2 separate regions of the Mus musculus genome follow, and region 1 is linked to region 2. Evidence: chromatin loops called from intact Hi-C (ENCODE). Cell type or tissue: heart. All regions are shown on one strand.

Region 1 (2,500 bases), 460 kb before region 2:
GGACTGAAGGGCCAGTGGGTTTGTTTTGTTTTGTGTGTATGTGTGTGTTCATACTGTGCACGTATGCACATGTGGGTGTATGTATATACATTTAGAGGTCAGAGGTTGATGCTAAGTATCTTTTTGGATCCTCATTTTTATTTCTTGAGACAAGGTCTCTCAGTTGAACCCAGAGCTCAGCTGTTTGACTAGTTTGACTGGCCAGCTTGCTCCAGGTATCTCCGGTATCTGCCTCCCTTGAGTTGAGATCACAGGCAGGTTATGGCACATATGAGGTTGCTAGGACTCTGATCCTAACACTTAAACCATGAGCACTTTAGTGGCCAAGTGTAGGAGCGGATACCTTAATCTTCCCACCATCTGGCTAAGCTGGACGTCGTCTCAGTCTTTCTGCCTCAGTATCCCAAATGCTGGGATTATGGCTGTGTGCGACCGTGCCTGGCTCTAATCAGAACTTCCTAGTAGCTGCCACTGACTTCAGGACACTTAAATTCTTCCGCTGCTAAAGAAGGCCTCAGACTTCCTGGAGTGTGTCCACCTGCTCCCTCTTATTTCCTGCCTTTCTCGGTGTGACACTATTCTTCAGTCACTCTGACACATTTCCTTATGTTTGAGTATGTTGGGCTTTTCTTCTTTGGTTCAATTCAAGTTATCCTCTCTGCTTTACCTCTGCTTCCAAACCTGAACCCCAGCCTCCCACTTAGCTGCCGTCCTTGAGTTCCCAAAGACAGGGTAGCTGCTGTGTGGAGTGCCCCAGAGGAAGAGCTCTGATCCCACTGGGGTCTAATTCCTTTGCTGACTGCTACCTCTCCCATTAGAGCAACAATTCTCAGTCTGTGGATCGAGACCCCCCTCTGAGGGTTGTTGAATGACGCTTTCTCGGGGGTTGCCTAAGACTGTCAGAAGACACAGATATTTATATTACAATTCATAATTGTAGCAAAAGTACAGTTATGAAGGGGCAACAAAAAAGTTTACATTTAGGGGGGCATCACAACATGAGGAAGTGTATTAAGGGGCCGCAGCATAGGAAGGATGAGAGGAAGCTCTGTGAGAGCAGCCATGGCTCAGCCTGACATTCCAGTGCTTGGAAGTAGAAACAAGAGGGTCAAGAGTCCCAGAGGGCTTAGCTTCCAGATGGAGGCCAGTTTGAAGCATAGGAAGCCCTATTTCTCAAACCCAGCAAGAAACCAACTCACAAACCCCTAAATGCAACAAATACTGAACATACAAGCAGAGTTTTGGGTGCAGAAGCACAAAGCCTTGTAAAATTATTTCTCCAATAAGTGAAATATTCACCAGTCCCAGCCTCCTTCATTTTTCTTCTTAGATTAATTTATTTCTCTGTGCATGGATGTTTTCTTTGCATGCATGTTTGTGTTGTAAGTGCATGCAGTGCCTTCAGAGGCCAGAAAAGAGTGTCAGGTATCCTGAGCCTGGGGATACAGACAGTTGTGGTCTACCATTGTGGGTGCTGAGAATCAAACCTGCCCTCTCTGCAAGATTAGGTCTCTACAAGTCCTGGGCCCTCTACAAGGGCTCCCAATGTCTGAGCCAGCTCTCCAGTCCACCCAAGCCTCTTTTAAAGTTTTCTTCTTTTCATTCTGTTGGTTTGCATCCTGCATTAGGCACAGGGCCAATGATCAGGACATTTATGATCGATGACTGCATCTGGTCCAGCATTCATGGTGGAAGTAAGAGAATGCGGGTCATATGACGAGGGCTGGTGGGCAGAGTAGGCACTGCCTGTGGCCAGGAAGGTGATGGAGGCTTTAGACCAGGGCCAAGCAGAGGAATGGGGGAGCCAAGACTTTCCAGGCCCCAGGACCTAAAAGGGGCCTTGAAACTTTATGACAGCTAAACATACACGTGCCCTTACTGTTAGGAGCTAGTTGAAACTTTATGACAGCTAAACATACACGTGCCCTTACTGTTAGGAGCTAGAGAATAGAAGTAGTTGTTTTCCGTTTTGTATGGCCTTTATCACCACACAGCATGACACAGCATCCATGCTGGCTGCATGATAATGGTGTGACACAGAAGTGTCAATGGTCTCTACACATCTGCAGCTCTAACTCAGAACTAAAAAGCACGGAAAACTGCGAGCAACACTGAATGCTCCAAGGAGAAGCCAGCCTGGAGAGATGGCTTCTTCAGAAGTTAAAAGCATTGGCTGTCCTTGCAGAGGACCTGGGTTTGGTTCCCAGCACCTACATAGTGGCTCACAAGTGTCTCTAACTTCAGTTCTAGAGCATTTGGAGCCCCTTTTTGGTCTCCTTGGGCACCAGGCATACACACAAACATAGGAAGAATACTCATAGACATAAAATAAAAAGAATAAACTTTAAAAACATTAAAAAAAAAGAATAAAGTAGGTTTAGGCTAGTGAGATGGCTCAGTGGGTAAAGGTGCCTGCCGCTAAGTCTAAAAACATGAGTTCAATCTCCACGACCCACACAATAGAAGGAAAGGACAGATTCTTGCAAGTTGTCCTCTGACC
Region 2 (2,500 bases):
AGCACAAGTTACCATGACCCATCCTCATATCCAAGCATACTGTGCTAAATAAGTGAATATCCATGATAAAAGGTTGCTGTCTGCAGAGAACAGATAATTCTACTTGGAGAATATTGGCAAATGAATATTCCTTATAGAATATTGGAAGCAGAGCGGTGATATAGCCATTTAGAGCCAGTTCATCACTGGGCCTACATGTGGTGGACATGTAGCCCAGGATGGCCTAGGTTTCACCATATAACCAAGGATGGCCTTGAATTCCAGATTCTCCTGCCTCCAACTCCTGAGCCTTCTTACTGTTAGAATTACAGGCATTCACCATCACTGGATCACTAGATGGAATTTTCAAGGCCATGGCCGTTGGTAGAGAGATATAAGGGTGTGTTTGGATTTCCTTTGTTTCTTCCTCGAGTTGAAAGTTTGCTCCTTGGTATCTTTACACATGGAGGCAGGGGTGACCTAGAGAAGTAAATATATCTGGGGAAACATGACAGTGATGGATTGGGCAAAACTAGATCCAGGGTCTGCTGCTCAGAGCCTGCTGCACAGGGAGGGAGAGACAGTCATATAATGTGGGTCTCATTGTTGAAGCATCACTAAATGTCCCCCCTAACAAACACACACATAGCAACACAGAACAGCTACCTCCTGTGATCTTTTATTTAAAGCACTGGCTACAACCCAGGTTTATCCTTGTTCTGAGCATTTCTTAGACAGTTGGCCCTACTTTGCTCCACTATAAATAAGGCACCATGTTGTGATGTTCCTTGAGACTCTAAGGAGGTGACAAAGAGTTTGGGATCTGGGGCTGGGTTTAAGTCTGCCTTCAGTAGAGATCCTATCAGCGGAAATGGTTTGAATTTGATGTCTCTCTGATCTCTCCCAATTCTAAAGAACAGACCACCTATCACTCTATCACAGTGGTTTTCAACCTTCCTAATGCTGTGACCCCTTAATACAGCTTCTCATGTTGTGGTGACTCCCAACCATAAATTAATTTTTGTTGCTTCTGTTATGAATTGTAATGTAATTATCTAACATGCAGATAGTCTTAGGCCCTGTTAAAGGGTCATTAGACCCCAAAGGGGTTTCTACCCATAGGCTGAGAACCCCAGCTTTAGCAGGAAGGCAGTCGTCAGACTGGCCTCTGCAACACAGCTGCAGCCCATAGGAAATCTGATAGAACTGAACCAGCTTCAGAGAGAGGACAAGTCATCCTGCCCCCTGGTGGGCATGTCTCTCCATCTCCTTGGACCATACAGAGCATCCTCAGAGATTCAGGCCAGACTGCTTCTCAGCCTTGAAGGACAAATGCAGACAAGTGAGCTGGCATTAACAATGCAAATTTTGCATTATCTGGTCACCATGTTGTATGGAATGAAATAGTTAGGGAAGGAAGGAGGCATGAAGAAGCTTTGGGATGGAGTGACAACGTCATGGACAAGAGTTAAGGGGATCTTAGCCAGATTTATTCTAGAGCATGTGTTGGGTGTACTCATGTTTGTACATATGTGAGTGCACATAGTGTTCAGGTAAATATGCATGTGTCAGAGTGTGGAATCTCTAAGTTGACATTGGGTATCTGCCATCATCATTATTTGTTGAGGCAGAATCTCTGGATACATCCAGAGCTCTGATTCCAAGTGGTTTTGCTCACCAGCTTGCTTGAGGGAGCCCATGAGCATCTGTCTGAGGGTAAGATACAACAACTGCATGGGGTTTAGGGATCAAGCACTGGTCCTCAGGCTTGTGGGCAAGCACTTTATTTCTGAGCTATCTGTCTTTCTACTCCCTGGAAGAAAGACAAAGGTGACTAACCACAAAAACCTTATGTGTAGCCTTCAGCAATAGGGCCTTATTAGGTTCAAGCTAGATGGAATCCCAACACTGAGAGGGGGAGTGGATATGGGTTCTCACCCCTCAGCAAAAAGCTGTCTGCAAATGATTCCTTTTTGCAAAGGAAAAGTAGTTTTATCCAATGGGGTTGGGTAACTAACTGGGTTACTCAAGGGTAGAGCTCATGTCCAGCAAGCACTAAGTAATCAACACAACAACTTCAGTGGTATTTTTGTAGACAATTTGTCTCATGTTGCTTTGTTTGAAATTATTTTGTCTTACTGATTGTATAGTATAGCTTCTTATTTACTGTTTTGTGGGGAGGTTGTTTGTTTGTATGTGTGTGTTTGTTATATTTTTGTTCGTATGGTTTGTTTTTTCCCCATCTTAATGTGTCCTTAAATCTGGGTTCTCCTTTGCTTGGCGGGTAGCAACAAAGTAGGGTGCTCCATGGAAAGTGACTAAGAAAGGTTAGAACTTGAAAACACATCACCTAGGAAGCAGGACATTTCTAGAATGAGGAGATCCTATAGTGAAGATGTGCCATGTACCTGGAGTTCATAAGAATATATTTTTGCCTTGTAGATAAAACAGTTATCTACTAAGTCCAACAGTGACTTGGGATATGAAAAGTTCTTGGAATTCTCCATCTCTCGATGGTGTT

Evidence for each region. Hi-C counts contacts between places; a loop is a spot of excess contacts. Peaks named below come from ENCODE experiments on the same cell type or tissue, not always from the same donor. Only the 100,000 strongest peaks of a DNase experiment are listed, where the experiment ranks them.
Region 1: a loop joins it to region 2, with 11 times the contacts of the local background. A loop is called at or near these places in 27 of 42 quality-filtered maps.

What each region holds. Positions count from the first base shown.
Region 1 is chr11:55,515,896-55,518,395 of GRCm38, forward strand. All of the region lies in intron 8 of Glra1 (glycine receptor, alpha 1 subunit), which reads right to left. The region is part of intron 1 of Gm12236 (a long non-coding RNA gene); the gene reads left to right. Among named protein-coding and RNA genes, the nearest start is that of Gm12236, 2.2 kb to the left of the region's middle. In heart, no CTCF peak of the experiment used is centred here; no DNase peak of the experiment used is centred here.
Region 2 is chr11:55,980,628-55,983,127 of GRCm38, forward strand. The region is part of intron 1 of LOC115485826 (a long non-coding RNA gene); the gene reads left to right. Among named protein-coding and RNA genes, the nearest start is that of Nmur2, 59 kb to the right of the region's middle. In heart, a CTCF peak has its summit at 1,236 (motif pointing left); no DNase peak of the experiment used is centred here.